Regions from separate parts of the Mus musculus genome. Here region 1 is linked to region 2. The links are chromatin loops, found by intact Hi-C in ENCODE. Cell type or tissue: heart. All regions are shown on one strand. Links, peaks and the distances in the headings refer to the core of each region. The heading gives the core; the rest is flanking DNA. Region 1 overlaps Atox1 (antioxidant 1 copper chaperone). Region 2 holds the start of Slc36a1 (solute carrier family 36 (proton/amino acid symporter), member 1).

The links. Peaks named below come from ENCODE experiments on the same cell type or tissue, not always from the same donor. Only the 100,000 strongest peaks of a DNase experiment are listed, where the experiment ranks them.
Region 1: a loop joins it to region 2, with 6 times the contacts of the local background. A loop is called at or near these places in 32 of 42 quality-filtered maps.

What each region holds. Positions count from the first base shown.
Region 1 is chr11:55,439,358-55,449,415 of GRCm38, reverse strand. Atox1 (antioxidant 1 copper chaperone) reads left to right here. Exons shown (of 4, transcript NM_009720.3): 4 at 2,632-2,779. Among named protein-coding and RNA genes, the nearest start is that of Atox1, 17 kb to the left of the region's middle. In heart, for the core only: CTCF peaks have their summits at 2,577 (motif pointing right), 4,184 and 4,392 (motif pointing right); DNase peaks (open chromatin) are centred at 2,665 and 4,405; H3K27ac peaks cover 2,325 bases.
Region 2 is chr11:55,198,799-55,208,856 of GRCm38, reverse strand. Slc36a1 (solute carrier family 36 (proton/amino acid symporter), member 1) reads right to left here and starts at 4,517. Exons shown (of 11, transcript NM_153139.4): 1 at 4,369-4,517. In heart, for the core only: no CTCF peak of the experiment used is centred there; a DNase peak (open chromatin) is centred at 4,556; H3K4me3 peaks cover 1,268 bases; H3K27ac peaks cover 613 bases; H3K27me3 peaks cover 478 bases.

The DNA.
Region 1 (10,058 bases), core at 681-8,680, 240 kb before region 2:
TGTGTAGAGTATCCTCCTTAATGTGAGCATTTGGAACCTAAGCCATGTGTTCTGTGTCTATGGGACATTCCAGCAAATTAAAAAGTGAAGACGATCCAGTTCACAGGAGGCTAAGGCAGGAGAGGAGAACCAGGAAGTCAAGGCTAACCCGGGTTAGAGAGAGAGACCCTGACTCAAAAAGTAAATTTAACAAGGACAATGACAGAAAATGAGGGTGCCTGCTACTGAGCCTGACAACTTGAGTTCAATCTCCCATGTGGTGGAAGGAGAGAACTGAGTCCCTCACATTGTCTTTTGCCCTTTACACGCGCACACGCAACACATGCACATCCACACACACTCAGAACACACACACACACACTAAATGTAGATAAGGAAGGAAATAGAAGTTAGTGCTCCCTGCCTTTCCTGGCCCTGGACTTGGTCCTCTCCCAGGAACGAGCCAGCGTGGAGTCTGGGGCTCAGCTCCGCTGTGGTTCGCACAGCCTGGACGTGCTTCCTGTACCTGAGATTTGATCTCTGGAGGACACAAACCCTCCATTCTGCCCCACTGCCTCTCCTGGTCCCTGTGCAGCCTCCTAAAGGCTCGTCCCCTACAGGATGACAACACCAGCAGCTTTTGCTGTGCTTCGGACCTGCGCATCCAGCATGGTCCAGAATCCCTGGGGTTTGTGGGTGGGGCCCTGGCCTCCATCTCTTCCAAACAATCTTATTGTGTTTTGGACCTCCTTGTAAAGGTTTTCTTTATTTTTTAAAATTTTTTATTAGGTATTTTCCTCATTTACATTTCCAATGCTATCCCAAAAGTCCCCCATATCCACCCCCCCAATCCCCTACCCACCGACTCCCCCTTTTTAGCCCTGGCGTCCCCCTGTACTGGGGCATATAAAGTTTGTGTGTCCAATGGGCCTCTCTTTCCACTGATGGCCGACTAGGCCATCTTTTGATACATATGCAGCTAGAGACAAGAGCTCCGGGGTACTGGTTAGTTCATAATGTTGTCCCACCTATAGGGTTGCAGTTCCCTTTAGCTCCATGGGTACTTTCTCTAGTTCCTCAATTGGGGGCCCTGTGATCCATCCAATAGCTGACTGTGAGCATCCACTTCTGTGTTTGCTAGGCCCCGGCATAGTCTCATTTATTTTTTAAAAGTCATTTTGAAGTAGAGCCTCCCTGTATAACCCAGGCCATCTGGAAGTGGCAACAATCCTTCTGTCCTAACCCTTCAAATGCTGTGATCACAGCTGTGAGCCCCTGGGTAATCGTCCAGGTAAGGTTGTATACGAGGTGCAGGAAAATGGCTCAGTGGGTAAAGGCACCTTGGGTGCAAGCCTGGAGACCTGCGTTTGATCTCTAGAATCCACCTAAAGGTGGAAGGCGAGAATAAACCTGTCCGCCGACCTTCACACACAGACGATGATATGCATACCAACACCATTCTAATGATTTTTTTTTTAGATTTATTTATTATTATACATAAGTACCCTGTAGCTGTCTTCAGATGCACCAGAAGAAGGTGTCATATCTCATTACGGGTGGTTGTAATCCACCATGTGGTTGCTGGGATTTGAACTCAGAACCTTTGGAAGAGCAGTCAGTGCTCTTACCCGCTGAGCCATCTCATCAGCCCCCGAAAATTTTTATTTAGCTGGGTGGTGGTGGCATACACCTTTAATCTCAGCCAAGAGGCAGGTGGATCTCTGAGTTCGAGGCCAGCCTGGTCTACATTGTTAGTCCCAGGACAGCTAGGGCTATACAGAGAAGCCCTGTCTCAAACAAACAAACAAACAAACCAAAAAGAACAAAGAAAGAAAAAGAAAACAAGAAGGGTTTGTTTACCTTTGAGAAAAGGGTTGTGTTTTTGATAAGCATGGTCTCTGGAGAAGGACTGAGAGGAAGGACGAACAGTCTCTGTAACTAAAGTGGCGCCTGCTTATGACGAGACCCTTCGAGCTTGTTCCTTGTGGCTTTCGTTATCAAGGTGAAAATGTAGTTGACATGATGTAGTTTTCTGTGTTCATGGGTTGCCATTCATAAGCACTGTATGCGTTCATGGTGGAACACAACCACATCGGTACCTACTTCAGAACAATTATCTGAGAAAAAAAACCTCATGTCCGTCAGCACTACTTCCTCTGATAATGCCAGTCTGCTAGTTCTAGAGCTCACTCTGTATGTAGACCTGAAACTCACAGAGCTTCCCCACCCCCAACCCCCTGCCTCCGGAGTACTGGGATTAAAGGAGTGCACCACCACCTCCTGGCTTTTTTTAAAAAAAAAAAGTTATTATTAACGATTTCATGTAGCTCAAGTTGGCCTTGAACTCCTGATCCTCCTGCTTCTTACTCCAGTGTTGGTATTACAGAAGTTGGCCAAGCCCAGTTTTCAGACTTTTTAGTCTGGGAGGTGTCAAACATGTTTAAGCTCTGTGTGGAAAGGTTGTTCCTGCCTTTCACCCAAAATTCCACATCTGGTTACTTTGTAACAGACTCTAACCATACAAAGTTTCACCTTTGCAGATACCAGTTACCATGGGCAGTTACAGAGAGGCTGTAGAACAGACTGAAATGCAATGTTTCCCACTCACAGTAGGTGGCGCCATTGATCTGTCTTATTTTCCCTTTCTCCTAGGCTGTTGATCTGGTCTCCCCGGCAGATCTGGAACACCAACTGCTCAGTCCAGTCCAGCCCAGCCATGGAGTTCCTGCCCAGACAGGCCTTCCCCGCTGGCTCCCTGCAAGCTTCCATGTAATAAAGTCAAGCTGAGTTTGTTGATGAAGTGTCTGGTGTATGTTCTCGGTACTGCTTGCACATCTTCAAGCTGCTGCTGTGCTTGCCTGTGCTGCTAGGACCTCCTACTCAAGGTCACAACGCCACTTCTCTGCTGAGTGATCTTGAGCAGCCCACTGCCCTCTCTGGCCCTCTCTGTAATGGGAATCATTGGGCCAGATCAGTGATTTTTCTCTCTTCTCACTATGTAGACTCTGTATTTGAAAAGCCACCAAGTGAGTTGAATGTAAGAGACGAGACTTTGAAGTAGTTAGAAAAATAAGAAGCCACTGTGAAGACAGGCTACTCCAGTGAGGTTTGGGTTCCAGCAACTCCCAGCTGGTTTACTTAGCCTCTCAGGGTTTAAGGCCTGAGAGAGAAAGTAAAGAGACCCCAGCATCCATTACTCACCAACGTTTCCATATGTCATGGATCACAGATGGAGGACCTCCCCTCAAAGATCACCACTGCCTTTACAGAACCGCTTGGCAAAGTAAGGCAGTGTTTAGTCTGTAGCTTTTTGTTTGTTTGTTTTGTCTTGTTTTTTAAAGACAGAGTTTCTTTCTGCAGCCCTGGCTGTCCTGGGATTGGCTCTGAAAACCAGGCTGACCTCAAACTCAGATCTTCCTGCCTCTGCTCCTGAGTTTTGAAGTTAGACGTGTGTCATCACTTTTTAAAAGTCTGTGTAGCTTTCAAAAAAAAAAAAAAAAAAAAAAAAACCAATGTGTGAGGCAATATGTTGCTGCCAAGCTGGGAACCCCAGAGATGGCCCAGTTGGACCCCAAGACCATGCTGGACACACTTGGTGTCTGAGACCTAGGCTGGGGTCAGGGAGCTGGAAAGAGGAAACTAGAGCCACCTCATAAATGATGTGGAGTGCTCTGCCCATTTACACTGAGAACCAGAATTGCATTTTCCCAAGCCAAGAGAAAGCCATGCAACTGTCTGCTGTGCATAGGAAGGTTATAAAGCGTCCATTGTTCTCTGTTTTTGTGAGGCAGGGCATCCCTATGTAGCTATCCTGGAACTCCTCAGAAGCGCCTGCTTCTACCTCCCAAGTGCTTGGGTTAGTGGCATGTGCCACCATGAGTAAGTATGTGTATCTGCAAGTGTATGCCATGTTTGTCTGGGTACCTGAAGAGACCAGAGGAGGACATTAGACCTCTCGGAGCTAGAGTTACAGACAGTGATAAAGGTGGGTGAAGGGAACTGAATGTGGACCCTTGGGCATTTTCCAGGCAATCAACCCTGCTGGGCCTAGGACGAGATCAGCTCTGCCCTTGGCCAGCCATGACCTGGGTCTGGGCAGCTCATCTCTCCCAGTGGATTTTCTTCATCTGGACCATCACAGATCCTTCACTCCAAGGAACCTGAGAACCGAAACATCCTTTCACTCTGAGGAGACGTGCTGGTGTAACATGGGAAAACACACCTATGGCGCAGCCCTCTCGCAGTGAAAACAAGAGAGATCCTTAGCTGGGTGGAGACTTTGAGGCTAACTTGAGCTGCCTAAGATCCCTCAGTCAATCAACTGCCAACAAAACGAGTCTAGAGCCAATTAATGCCTTTGTGGTCCCTTAGGAGCACAGGGCTTCTTCCTAAGTCTCCTGGTAGGTGTTTTTTGACCACTAGATGGCAGTGTTCTTTGGATTTGGTCCTTCTGAAGGAATTCTAAGGGCCTCAGCTGAATGCAATGATCCCAACCAACTGGGATAGTAGAAGAGGCAGCTGTTTGTCCCCTGAGAAGTCCCTAGCCCTAAAGACACCACTAACTCAAGCCTTGGGCAGTTCTAATGGAGTAGGCAGCCTGGATCAGCTCACCTCCTAAGAGAAGCCATCCCAAGCTTATGTCTGCTGTCTTCAAGTCTCTTGCTCCTCCTCATTTAAGACAAGGTATCTTACTGATCTTGGAGCTTGACGACTCCAGCTGGAGTGTCTAGCCACTGAATCCCAGTGAGCCCTCACCCCCAGCCCAAATCTTTGATTTGGTTTGGATTTTCTTTTTTCTTGACAGGGTGTTGCAATGCAGATGGTCTCAAATATCCTCAGTTGCTGCTATTTAAGATTTGTATTAATCCCAGCACTCAGGAGGCAGAGGCAGGCAGATCGCTAAGTTCAAGGCCAGCCTAGTCTATAGAGTGAGTTCCGGGACAGCCAGGGCTACACAGAGAAATCCTATCTTGAAACCTGCTCTCCACAAAAAAACATGTGTTGTTAAGTGTGTTGTCTGTGTCTGTATGTCTGTCTGTGGATATTGCTATAATTGCAGGTGTCCTTGGAAGCCAATCTGTCTGTCTATCTACTGATATGTTGCATTGGAAACTAGTGGCATTGAATCCCCTGGAGGTAGAGTTACAGTTGTGAGCCACCTGATGTAGGTACTGGAAATTGAACTCAAATCCTTTGAAAGAACAATTTGATCTCTTAACTAGAGAGCCATTTCTCCAGCCCCTGTTTATTTCATTTTTGGACTACTGAGTAGTCAAGGAAGGCCTTGAATTTTTCAGACCTTCTACCTTCACCTCCCGAGTACTAGTATTGCAAACATGCACCACCATGCCTGGTTTATGCAATGGTGGGGATCAAAGCTAGAACTTTGTGCATGCCAATCTAACCCCAGCCCAGTTTCTAGATTCTTCAAACTCTCCATGCTTCTACAAAGTTTCCCCAAGGGCGTAGGGAGGCTCATGTAGAACAGACCTTTCCAATCTGGTGCACCCACAACCCAACAACGGCAGCTTTACTTGTTTGTCTTGTTGGTCTTAACCACCACCCCAGGACCTTGAACATGCTAAACAAGCAAGCTTTCCATCACAGAGCCGCTTCCCCAGCCTTGTTTGTGTATGTGTGCACATACGTTGCCTCTGCGTTCAACTGTGAGTGCCTGAGGCCAGAAGAGAACAGCGGCAGGTGTCCTGCTTTCACCCTGTGCTTTATTCCCTTGAGACAGAGTCTCTCACTGATCCTCCAGCAAGCCTGCACTACTCTGTCTGCACCTCCCATAGCACTAACGTTACAGATGCATACAGGCACACCTGGCTTTTTGTTTTGTTTTGGTTTTTGTTTTTCAAGACAGGGTTTCTCTGTGTAGCCCTGGCTGTCCTGGAACTCACTCTGTAGACCAGGCTGACCTCGAACTCAGAAATCTGCCTGCTTCTGCCTCCCCAAGTGGTGGGATTAAAGGTATGCGCCACCACTGCCAGGCTTACACCTGGCTCTTTATGTGGGCACTGGGATCCGAACTTGGGTCCTCACACTTGCATAGCAAGCGCTCTTACCCATGGAACCATCACTCCAGTCCCGATTGTTTGCCTTTTTAAAAAAATATTTATTTTATATATGTGAGTACATTGTCATCAGCCACTGCAGAAGAAGGCATTGGATCCCATTACAGATGGTTATCGTGGTAACTCCTATGACAGTGATGATTACCCACAATTCTTCACGATGCCAGTTCTACAAAGGAGAATGTTGTCTTTCAGTTGGAAAACTGAAGGTGGCTAAGAGAGAGACTGTGAGAAGGGAACAGTGGAGCCTGGAGGGTTGTGCCCGTGCCTCATGGGAGGGGTCAGTTGCTTGGGCCACTGCCCTCTTTATGGCATCTCCTTTAATTAGTACCATCTCTTACACAGCCCCAGTCTGTTATTTCTTGGGAGTGTCCGTCAGGGCTAGTTTTAGAATTCTGTGTTTTTGGTGGCCCTGTGTCCACTTAGTTTATATAAATGAGTCAAGTTTCTTTATTCTGCTACTTTAAACTTTACCATTTGTGTGTGTGTGTGTGTGTGTGTGTGTGTGTGTGTGTGTGAGTATGTGTGTGTCTATATGAGTTCATTAAGGTTGCTTGCAGTAGCACTGGTAAGGGTTGCTTACAGGAGTGTGGGTGCCTTAGTAGTGGTTACACCACTGAAAAGAGTGCTACTCTCTCCCTCAATCACCATTAACCATTTGTTGTTCCTCACATATCAGTAAGGTCTTCACCAATGAGTTACATCCAGCCCTGTACTTCCTGAGTTGAGTAGAGTAGGCAGGGTGTCAGAAATGGGGACAGTAGAGGTGGTCGTGCATCCTTGCTTCTGTTGAGTGGTCCCCCAGCCTTGGCTGGTGTGATGCCCCTGAGAACCTAGGCTTGGGGTACTCACCCTGCTCTGGATACCGCTCAGGGAGTTTCCTGTGTGAAGCCCACCCTTGCCTTCAGCCTTCCTCATGCCCAGGGCTGGTAAGTTGTGACACGTGAGACATTAGCTTAGCTCTTCCCTGTAGTAATGCCAGAAAGAGAGCCTGTTCTTTCTCCTCTCTCCCACCCTCTCCAGCTTCTGTCCCCCATGGATATTGGGGAGCAGAATATCCAAATCAAATAATCTTGAATGACCAGGGGCCTCTCAGCAGTATCTTTTCTTGGTGCCTTTGTTTGTTTGTGTGTGTGTGTGTGACAGGATCTCAAGTACTCCAGGCTGACCTCGAATTCACTTTGTAATTGGGGATCACCTTGAACTTCTGACCCTCCCCTGAATGCTGGAATTACACTTGTGCACCACCGTGCTCAGCCTTCTGGATGCCTTTTTGATAAGGGAAGCTGAGGAAAGGTGGGAGAGCCCAAGGGGGACTGGGCTACACTGATCCGACCCCAGCTTATAAGGTCCTGATGTAGCTGGGTGGAATCGAGGGCCACGGTGGGGGTTCGATGTCTAGCCTCAGCCTGGCACTGGGGTCCCAGGGGAAGCAGATAACCCCACAGTCTTCAGCCTGGTAGGCATTCAAGCAGAACCAGCTTCTGGGCCTCACCCTTGAGAACACGTCACCCCATCTTTCCACTGTGCAAGATCACTGACACCCCACTCCGTGCCTGGCTTCTCCTCTACCCTCAGTGCAGGTTCATTTTGAAACAGTCCTCCCAGAGGCAGCTGCTCCCGTGGCTCCCGTGTTGCCTAAACAGAAGCTGTGGTCCCTGTGCATGCCCAGTAATTAGAGGGCCAGAGAGGCAGAGGTGGCTAAGGATGGCAGGAAGGAGGGGCATATTACCTCAGGACAAAGAGATGAGCGGCCTGGAACCCTCAGGGTGCCATATCCCTCGGTAGGACTGAGACCTTCCCAGTGCCACCTCAGCCTCGTCATCTGCTGCAGGTCAACCTCCTGTGACGGCAGGCGCCTCGGGCCTCCTGGACCTGGGCATGGCTGAACTGAACCCTGTAGCTTCCCCCATCTGCCTTCTTGCTCTCCTAGCTCCAATCGGGGTGTTTGACACGGGATCTTATGAAGCTCAGGCTAGCCTGGAATTTCCGATCCTCCTGCCTCCAGTGTTTTGGACATGCATCATCATATCCAGTTTATATGGGACTGGAGGTGAAACCCAGGGCTTCAGGCACGCTGGGCAAGCACTCTTCCAGCTGAGCCACACCCTGACACTCACTCCTCATATTTCCAGTTTTTTCCCCTTGCCCTGAAGCAGTGTCTCCTTAGGCAGCTCAGGTTGGATTTGAACTCCAAACCCTCCTGCCCTCACCATCCTAGTCTAGGGTCAGAGGTGCTCATGACAAAAGCAGCTCGCTTGTCAGTTTGTTTATTTTCCACTTTCGAAGAACACTGGCCAAGTATTTTATAAGCTGTCTGCAAACATGGTTGACTAACATTCTCCCTGGGTTATACTGGGGCTGGGGAAGGTCAAACACCCTCTTCATTTCTTCACTGTATTGTCGCAGAGGGGCCTGTGTCATGACTTGGCACTGGCCATATTACCTAAGGGCATTACGATTGACTGCACCAGTACCTTTCCCTGTAAAGTGATTGGTTTTCTTTTTTTTTTTTTTTTTTTTTTTTTTTCCCGAGACAGGATTTCTCTGTATAGCCCTGGCTGTCCTGGAACTCACTCTGTAGACCAGGCTGGCCTCGAACTCAGAAATCCACCTGTCTCTGCCTCCCAAGTGCTGGGATTAAAGGCGTGCGCCACCACACCGGGCTGGTTTTCTATTTTATTCTATTTTATTTATTGCTTCTCCCCCACCCCCAAAGACAGGTTTTCTCTGTGTATCTCTGGCCATCCTAGAATTTGCTCTGTAGACCAGGCTAACCTGAAACTCACAGAGATCCATTTGCCTGTGCCTCCCGTGTGTGTGTGCTGGGGTTAAAGGTTAGTTTTTCTCTTCCATCTTCAGTCACCTGCCCAGTTTCACTCAAGGGAAATTGAGAAATGAGTTCCCCTCCCCCAGGGTGGGGGCGGGAGTCCCAACACCTTACTTGAAGTACATTGTTTGAAGAGTTCAGATTTGTTCTCTCATGTCTGTCTGAATCGCTGGATGGCATTGAATTACGATTTGTCTCGCCAGTCAGCCGGCCTATCACAGTCAGTGAGCCTCAGTCGGTGTCAAAGAGAGACCAGGTCTCAAAAAACAAGTGGGATGCTGACCACAGTGGTGCACACCTTAATCCCAGCACTCAGGAAGTCGAAGCAGGGAGTCAAGAGTTGAGGCCAGCCTGGGCTATGTAGGGAGACCCCCAACTCAAAATAAATGAACGTGGAGCTGGAGAGATGACTCAGTAGCTGTGAATAGAAAGCTGCTTGTAGAGAATCTGTGTTCGGTTCCCAGCGTCCATGATGTGGGAGGCCTGTAATGGCCTGTAACCCCAACTCCAAAGGACTTGACACCTCTTGTCACCTCAGGCATCCAGCACACACGTGCATGAAAGGTCAGCTCAGGAACCTTGGGAAGGTCATGAAACACTTGCCCCCCAGAAGGGAAAGGCTAATTAACATTCCTCAGACCACAGGGCAGGACCGACCTGTGGGTGGGGACACATTCCGCAGGACAGACTGTTGCCCAAGTTGAGACAAGGGAAGTCCTTGTCACCTCATTCCCTAAAGACCAATCAGTTTAAAGGGTGCACTGTTCCACTGATCATTGTGCCTAGCTGCTGATCCTCTATTCTGCCTCTGGAAACCACATAATAACTGGGGGTCTCCACCTCTCCTTTGGGTCTGGGACAACCCAAGTGCACTGAAACAATAAAGTCCTCTTGCTTTTTGCATCAATTCCGGCTCCACTGAGTGGTTCACTCAGGGGGTCCCCAGTAAGCTAAGGCTCCCTGGAATTTTACCTGCACATACCTACACGCATACAGACAATTAAAATTAAAAATAAACTTTAAAAACAAATGCTCCCCTGCCCCCAAACATGCAACTGGATCACACATACTTGTGACTACACTGTCTTTTTTCTTTTTCTTTTTCTTTTTCTTCTTCTTCTTTTTTTTTTTTTTTTTTTTTTCGTTTTTTTTTTCGAGTCAGGGATTCTCTG
Region 2 (10,058 bases), core at 1,054-9,053:
GTTTTTAAGATTTATTATGTGCATTTTGTGTCAGAAAAGGCAAGTTCCTGAAGTCTTACAAGCAGCTGTGTCCTTCCCATGTGGGTTCTGGGAACCCTGGCCCAGCCTAGGGGTATAGACCGGTAATCCCAGCTACTTGGGAAACCAAGGTCAGAAGATATCAAGAGTTCCAGACAAATTCAATTAACCTCTGAGCCATCTCTCTAGCCCTCCGTGGGGATTATTTGCAAACTGAAAGTACAGTCCATTATTCTTCTGTTGTGAGTAGGACTTTGGAACCCAGAGCAAACAGCAAATTCTAACGACATGAACAGAGGACACAGACTGGATTGCCTAATGTGGTCTATAAGAAGGGAAGTGAAAAGGGCTTACATCTACAAGAACAGTTAGAAACAGCATCAGGCAGCCAGCACTCAACCCAGGCCACCAGAGTATATTCTGCAATCCAGCCTCATGCCCAAGGAGTCCCATGCTGGGGCAGCCACAGGACAACTGTTGTCAGCATTGCTCAGTGGCTAAGGAACAGGCAAGCATGCTCAGTTTCTACATACACTAAGTGCTAGGGCCAGGCCCGACTTCAAAAGAGATGGCCCCACCCAAGCCACAGATGCAGAAAGATCTCCCAAGATTCCAGGACAGCAGTAAATCAGAGTCCCAGACCAACGTCCTTCTACCACCAGAAAGTACATGCCCTAAAATGCCTGGCCCCAAACTAGACCCAGAGCTAGGTCAGCTGGAGGTGTTCTGCATGGTTGGCACCGGGAAGGCAACCCCAGCTAAGGCACTCTGCTTTTGTCTGGACTCTTTCATCTGAGAGATATCACCAGTACATCGAGCTGTAATACTGTTAGGAAAATAAGATAAAGGTCAGATGTGTTGCCTGGCACACAGTGGACCCTCAGTGATGGTAGTGATTGTTACCATGGAGACAGCCTGGACCAGAAAAAGTCTCTACAGAAACTTTGCAGTGCTTTTTCCAATTAACACTGTACAAGATTGTCCAGATTTTTGTCAACTTGATATTTCAAGCCAGGGTCACTGTATTAGTCAGGAGTCTTTAGAGGATTTTAAAAAATTTTATATATATATATATATATATATATATATTCGCAAGTATGGATGTGTCTTAGATGGTCTTTGGTGTATGCCAGAATCCTGAAGACTGGCTCTAATGCCAGTGACAGTATGGACTTGTCAGCAACTGTGAGGGCAAGCCAAAAAAGAAAAAAGAACAAAACAAAACATTAGAACCTCCTTCTTCCATGTCCTTTACACAGACTGCCACCAGAAGGTGTGGCCCACCTCAAAAAAATCTGGATTAAAAATGGGTCTTCCTGCTTCCATTGATTTAATTTAAAAAAAATCCCTCACAGGTGTACCTAGCTGCTTGGGTTTTGATTAATTTCAGATGTAGTCAAGTTGACAATCAGGAGTGGCCCTCACAGTCACCTGGGAGAAGGGATGCTCAATTGAGAAAACGCCCACTACATCAGACTGCCCTACAGATGCTGTCACCCGTGAGCAAGTGGCCCTGGTTGGTGTAAGAAAGCAGGCCAAGCAATCCATGGAAGCAAGTCAGTGTTTCCCTGTGGCCTCTGCTTCAGTTCCTGCCTTGAGTCCCTGCCCTGATTCCCTTCATGATGGGCTATAAGCTATAATAAAAGCTATGTAATAAACCCTTTCCTCCCCCAGTTGCTTTTGGCTGTGATATTTGTCACAGCAATATAAAGCTAACTAGGACAAGGACTTGGGAAAGTCCTTAACTTGAAAATGTTGAGTCAAGTGCTGAAACCCTGCAACGACTCACACAGACAGACTGCTGAGTTCACGAAGAAAAGCAACCCCTCAAGGATGTGTGGGGCACACACACGGCACACAAAAGCAGCTCGTTGAGTTTCGATTAAATGGTCAGGTTTCCGAGAGCAATGTGTTACGAGTAGCCCCAGATTCTGCATCTTGGGGTTTTCATGCTGTGAACCTTACATGCCGATCTGTGAAGCCAAAGGATGCTTTTTGCATCTGGCCAAAGGAGAAAGATGTTAGATCCCCAAGGCTTGGGTTCGGGTCAACAGATTAAATGTGGCTCTCCTCCACAGGAAAAAGAAATCACTTCAGGAACAGGGTTCTAGAAATGGTTTAGCAGCAGCTGCCTGGCCATTGGAAACAGAAACAAAGCCATTCACCAGCCCAGTGCAGGTCTAGCTTCCAGTCAGGGCAAAGAAGCAACCAGAAGCCGAGAGGTTTAAGAGCTGAAACCCTCAAGAGGTTGGTTGGCGTGGGGGCAAAAAGCAAGACAATGGGATGCTGGTGAGGTAACCGTCAGTAAAATCTTGCCTTGCAAACATAGGACCTGAGTTTAGTTCCCAGGACAAGACAACCATGTCCTCAGAATCCTGGCGCTGGTGAGGTGGAGAAAGGGAATCCACGGGACTCATAGCCAGCCCAACCAAATCAATCAGCAAGCTCAAGGGCAAAGGTAGATAGACAGTGCCTGTGACAGTGCTCTGACTTATGGAGGGGGATAGGAGGGCAGGGAGAGACGGAGAGAATGGGGGGGGGATGGAGAGGGGGAGACAGAGATAAAGAAGGAAAACACAACTGACTGTATTTAGGTCAGCTCTCTATCCAGCACAGCAATTTCACCTACAACGTTCCCCAAGGTAATCAATTAAATGCCCAATGACAACTCCCTGTGGTGACAAGGAGTTCCACGCTGTGTCCAAAGCAAAAGAGAACTGATTCCTTGAAAGTTTTTATGCTCAAAACCACTTCCCTTACCGCACTGATCTTAACTGTAGTCTCCTGAATAACCAAATACATAAATCCCTCTCTCCTTTATAGACTCCCGGCTAGACAAAGACAGCTAAACAGGCAGGAGGCTGAACAAACAGCCACCGGGTTTAAGGAGAAAACAGAGACATAAAAACAAAGAGGCTGCAGCAGCACAGACCCCACCAGAGCAGGCCCAGCCTCAGGTCAAAGCCAAGGGCTGAGAGTCGAGCCTCTTACTTGTAACCTCAACAACAGCTTTTAAGAAGCCCGGCCGTAGATGCAGTCTACTTCCAGAGTGTTTGGAACCCCTGGGTTCCATCCAAAAAAAAACCCTATGCACTAATGTACCTGTTAGTTACTATAAATTAGGATGCAAACTAGAGGCAAAAGAGATCTTGGTCATGAGAAAGACAACTAAAATTATGAATGTCTAGTTGAGCCATAAATGGGGGGGGGGCAGATTCAAGACAATTAGAAACAGGTAAAATTCTTTTAGAACAAGATCTACTCTTGTTGTAGGCTACTGCCTACAGATTACAAGGAGGGGGTAAATCTCTCCTAACAAAATCAAACAGGAAAAATATGAGTTTCATAACAAAAGGACCCTACCATCATTCATACACTGAAAATGTAAACCCGGGTGAGGGAGGATTCAAAGTCACCTAAGGCATCAAGCAAGAGGCAAAAGCTAAAACACGCTCTGCAGATTCCCCAAAGTCAATTCCTTCCAGGACACTATGTTGCTATCCTGACTCAACAAGCCCCCACCCCCTAATTCCATCCATATAAGCAGTCGCTACCTGAATCTGTCAAATTTCAGAAAACAAAACAAAAAGCAAGCGGTCTTCAAGTTAACATCTGTGCTTTTCATGCCCTAGAGCTCTCTTGGTCCCTCCAGTCTATCCCAGGTCCTATTTCATATTTCTAAGTGACTTCCACAAAACTGCAGAACGGTTAGAAACGAAGCCTGCTGAGTGATGAGGAAAGAGAGAGAGAGAGAGAGAGAGAGAGAGGAAAAAAGAAGGAAAGGAAAGGAAAGGAAAGGAAAGGAAAGGAAAGGAAAGGAAAGGAAAGGAAAGGAAAGGAAAGGAAAAAGCCATCAGTGAACAGAACCACACCCAGAACTCAAGCCTGGCGTGGAGAGCCCAGACACAGCGGAGCTAAACAAGGACGCGCGACCCACAGCGGAAGGGACAAGTGCCTTTTCACAGGGCGAGTTTCCCCGCAGATGGCAACGTGGCAGAAAACAAACAGTTGCAGAAGCTGACACCCTGCTGCAGGGATACCTCGGAAGCCCACACACAGCCCTGGACCTCAGTTTCCCCTACTCTCGGAGGAAAGGAGTTGCGGTCTGGTACCCTGTGACCCAAGGCAAGGGCATAGCTCGAACAGCCACATCTGCAAACGAAGGGTTGGTCCGAGCTAGCCGTCAGTGACTGCCGATGTCACCTGGGAACTATGACTGAACACCTGTCAAAGGTGCATGGGAGACCCCACCCCACGGGTGACCTGTCCCTGAGCAGCAGCATCCGTTTGGCGGGAGGTGCTACAGCAGGAGGTGACTCCCGACTGCAGCGCAGGGCACGCACTACTCACCGGTCGGCCCTGCCCGGCCCGGGCTCCCGCTCCGGCTCCGGCTCCGGCTCTGGCTCCCGCTCCTGCTCAGCCCACCTCGCGTAGCCTCAGCGCCGACCCCTAGCCATGGTTTTCTAGCCTCCTGGACAGCCGCTTCCGGGCCCTGTCACGTGATGCTGGCTCCCTAGCCCAGGTCACGTGCCGCTCCATTCCGTGCTCCTCCTCCCGGACCCTTGTTCTGCAGCGCCACCTGGCGGCCGTCAGCCGCTGCTTCAGAAAGGGCAGTGCTTCTGAGACCACCACAGAGCTAAGGCAGACGACCTAGATTTTGAGGCAGTCTCCAGGGAAGTCGGCATGCAAAATATCCGTAATTTTTAGCCTTGCTAAAATTTATTTGTTCAGCATATATTAACGTGCATTTACTGGTTTATAATCACAAGTTTGCACCTTTTAAAAAATAAATCGTGCAGCTAAGCCTGATGGTACAAGACTGCAATACCAGAGCAGAGAAGAAAAATAGTTCAAGGCCTGTTTGGGTTATAGAGTGAGTTCAAGGATACCCTGGGTGATTTAAAGATACCTTGCTTCAAAAAAATTTAAAAGGGGCTACTGGGAAAATGGTTTACTGGATACAATAAGAACCTGAGTTAAGATTCCCAGTACATATAAAGAGCCAGGCAAGACAATGTGTGCCAGTAACACCAGAGCTTGGGGCCAGAGCAGAAGGATCCCTTGGTCTCTTCAGCAGACTAACTGATCTAGCCAAAACAGTGGGCTCAGGTTCAGTGAGAGAACCTGTGGGGAAAAAAAGTTGAGGGAACAACTCAAGCAGACAATGTCACCATCTGACTCCCCGATGCCCCACTCCACACACACACACACATACTCCATATGCTACACACATACACATACACACACACACACACTCCATACACCACACACATAAATATACTCCATACACCACAAACACACACATACATATACTCCATACACCACATACACACAGACATATACTCCATACACCATATACATACATATACTCCATACACCACACACGTACATATACTCCATGTACACACATATATTTCGTACACCACACACATACGTACATGCACATATGTTCCATACACCACACACACACATACACACACACAAACAACATATACTCCATACATCACAGACACATATACACATATACTCATACAAACATATACCACACATACATACATATACTCCATATACCACACACACAGAGATGCAAAGACAACTTCACACATACACATACTTCATACACCACACACACATACACACTCCATATACCACACACACATACATATACTCCATACACACACATATACTTCATACACCTCACACATACATACATACATACATACATACATACACATATGCATATGTTCCATACACCTCACACATACATACATGTACTCCATACACACAGAGATATAAACAGTACATACCACACATGCATATACTCCATATACCACACACACAGAGATGCAAAGACAACTTCACACATACACATACTTCATACACGACACACACATACACACATACACATATTACATATACTACATACATACATACATACATACATACATACATACATACACAAGCATATAAACCATACACCACACATACACAGATGCATACACATACATATACACACATGAACAAGAAATGATACAACTTCTAGAGTCCCACTCTACACTTGCTGGGTCAAGATCCCCATCCATGAGTGGCATCCGGCAAGACCTAGGGAGATTTGGATTCTCCTGCTGAGAGCCCTACTACAGAGGACTGCCTTGGTGTACTGAGTATTAGCCCAGCAAGGCTTGCAGTGTGGCAGAGTAACCTCCTTCCCACCCACATCCCAGGTCTGTCTCCATCACTTCCTGCTGCGCAGCCTTCTGAGTTCCCTTTGGGTTACCCATTTTGAAAGTTCAGTTGGAAGCCCTACTCTATTCTCCCCCTTCCCTTGTTGTTTGCAAATCACATAAGATCTGGCACCTAAAGGGGTCATGCTAGAGAGAAATTTTGGATAACTCCTTCTGCATCTAACAGAAGGAGGTCAGTTCTGCTTTCCCCTAAGCTCCACCCATATCCCACCTCAAACGTGATGGGTCCTAAGATGCCAGATACTCAGCCACTGCTCTCCTTTGCGGATACATTGTTCTCGGTTCCATCTTCAATACACTCAGCTGCCATGTCCTCTGCTGAAGGTCTTACGTCTTACAACGAGCCTGAGCCCGTGCAAAGTTTCCTTGTACACTATCTGATTCAGACATGGTCGATCTCCAAGACACGAGTGGTGGCCCCTCTAGCACCCCCTTTCCCAGAGCAAGCTTCCGGGCCCTGGATGCAGTGAACGCCGTGCTGCTGTTGCACGACAGTAACCATTGTGGCTGGGACATAGAAAGCCATGTGCCTTTTTGTCAGTATCCCAAGAACGATGTCACTCTTCACAATCATAGACCTTTGCTAGAGCGAAGCGTTCAGCACTGTTAGAGTTTAAAGTATTTTGGAAGTCACAGCGACATGATTCCAGAACGCATTAAGTGGAGTGAATGGAGTTGACATTGTTAATCTTAGAGCAACAGCTAAGAAAGGTAAAATTGTTATGAAGAAGCTCTGCAGGCACCGTGAGGACACCGTGAGCTGGGGACATAGGAGGGACTGTGCTGCAAAGAAGGGGAACAATACTGAGGAAACGAAAAATGGTCTTGGAATCAAGGATGATGCTTGAGGGAGCAAACGTCAGGGAAGGGATGATGCCAGTTCAGCACCACCGGGAGGTGTCTGTCCCCATTTACAGGCTCAACCATCCTGCCAGCCTACCTTGTTTTTGTTTTTGTTTTGTTTTTGTTTTTTGTTTGTTTGTTTTGAGAGAGAGGGGGTCCCTTAGTGGCCTGGAACTTGCCAAGTAAAGTAGACTGGGTGTCTCGTGAGCCCCAAAGATCTGCCTGTCTCAGCCTCCCAGCGCTGAGATTACAAGCCTGTGCTACTACATCCAGCTTTTTTACATAGGTTCTAGGAATCAAACTTGAGTCTTCATGCTTGCACAATAAGCACTTTCCCAACCGAGCCATCTCCCCAGCCTGTTTTGATTCTTTTCTTATGGTTTTTGATGACATGAAAGGAGACAAGGACAATTTTTTTAATATTGCAAATAATCTTTTTTGTGGCAAAGTATTTAAAGATACACTGTGACAAAGTATATAGCTAAAGCTGGAGCTGCAGCTTAGAGACAGAGAGCCTGTCCCAGGTGTGTGTGTGTGTGTGTGTGAGAGAGAGAGAGAGAGAGAGAGAGAGAGAGAGAGAGAGAGAGAGAGATCATGTCACGTGATGCAATACTGGTATACAGGTTAATGCCACCAGACACACCTAGGTTCCATCCCCAGTGTCAGAAAGAAAGAAAGAAAGAAAGAAAGAGAGAGAGAGAGAGAGAGAGAGAGAGAAAGAGAAAGAGAAAGAGAGAAGGAGGGAGAGAGAGGGAGGGAGAGAGAGAAGGAGGGAGGGAGAAAGAGAGTGGGAGGTAGGGAGGGAAGGAAGGAAGGAAGGAAGGAAGGAAGGAAGGAAGGAAGGAAGGAAGGAAGGAAGGAAGGAAGGAAGCTATTTAATACCTTTAAGGTACAAACACGGCAGCTGAGGTCCCAGGGAAAATGGTTGCAAACTATTCCATGCATTCTGGGGTTAAATGGGACTGTCTTGCCAGCAACACCCTGCTCATGTGAAGGAGAAATGAAGAACCCTGTAGGAACTCAGCAGGCCTGGACGTGGAGGTGTAAGGCCAAGATACCAAGGGGTATATCAGTTTACAATGTGCACTGACCTGCAGGCAAGATCAAACTACCGGGATGTCACAGTTCATGGACCCAGGTGAGGCACACTCACCTGTCCCTGGTCCAAAACCGAGGTTGGCACAACCAGGCAGATCCTAAGGTAGCTGGAGCTCCTGATACAATTACGGCTAGCCGACATAAACCTTGTTCTTTTATATCAAGAGCTTTCAAAATTTTTTTTAATATTGCAAATAATCTTTGTTTTTTTTTTTTTTTTGTGGTTCTCTGCCTGCCAGGACACTTGAGAATGAAAGAGGCTGTGTGACCATCAGGACTGTAATGGGATTATCCTGGATAATCAAGGATGTATGGCATAAAGCACAGCTACCTAAACTGTGGGTTGTGGCCTCAGATGGCGTCATGTAACTAACTGGTGTGTGTGTGTGTGTGTGTGTGTGTGTGTGTGTGTGTGTGTGTGTGTGTGTGTGTGAAAACTTAGTCCTGGTCAAAGGTTTCTGGATGTGCAGTGGCAAAAATAATTACTTCAGGTTCTATATTGAACCTGGGCATTTCTTCAAGTCCTCTCCACAACTGCATGGAATGGATTAGCTCTGAGCACATAGCACACCTACTGTGTGCATGGCCGTGGCTATATTCCAAACTCTTGCATTGTAGGCTATAGACTGCAATGCTTTTACTGTATATTTAGACTCTACTCTTATAGAAGCATAAAGCTGAGTTGTGAGTGATAAAGATTTTAAATATTTTCCTAGAATCATTCCTCAGCATGTGTTAAATCAATCCATCTTTGGATTGGATTTTATTAGGAAGTTTAATTCTTAAATTTGGGCTTTCAGGAATGAAGGCATCTCTCGGAAATTACATGCTCTTGCTGCTCTTGAAGGGAACCTAGGCTCAGCTCCCAGCACCTACCCAGAAGCTCAGAACCACCAGAATTCCAGTTCCAGGGCACCCCACACTATCTTCTGTCCTCCGTAGCTCCTGCACACACCTGTGGTGCACATATAGTCTATCAGGCACACACATACACGTACAGATAATTCTTTTCAAATCATGATTTAGTTGCTGACTTAAGTGTCTTTTTTTTTTTTAAATCATTAAAGGTCTTGACTTGAGATAGTGTAAATTTCCAATAATTTCTGAAGTGACTCTATGTATGCTTGTACCATTTTGTATTACATATTTATCCAAAGCAATGTTTTTGGAATTGATGATTGTAAGATTGGCAGTTTTTGTTGTCATTGTTGTTGTTGCTGCTGCTGGACAGATCCTCTGTGTAGCCCTGGCTGTCCTGGAATTCACTCTGTAAACCAGGCTGGCCTTGAACTCACAGAGATCTGCCGGTCTCTGCCTCTCAGGTGCTGAGATTAGAGCTGTTCATCACCATGCCCAGAGACAGTACAATTTTAAAGCAAATATACTTATGATCTGTTACCAGTAAATGTTTGATGCTTACATCTATTTTACTTATCTATATACCTAAACTACACACACACACACACACACAAAACTTTCTCAGGCCGAAAGGGGTCAAAGCTGGGACAAAGTTTACAGAACTCCAATGTAGATGGAATGATGATGGCCGCCAAAGATGGCTCCTAACCTCAGCCGCTGTGGGAAGACTGCCTCAGGGTAAGGGGCTTTTGTGGCTGTGACTCAGTTAGAGAACTTGAAGTGAGATTATCCAGGACTACCTGAGTATATTATGAGCTCAGGGGTTTATATGGAAGGGAGAGAAGAGTGTTAGGAAAATGTTCTCCTATCAGTGAGCAGGACAGAAGGAGAGGGCATGAGGCTGCGGGTACCTCTAAAAGCTGAAGAGCAAGGAAATGGGTTTGTCCTTAAAAAGCTCAGAGGGACCCGACTCCTGGGGACACTGTGGCTTTGAGC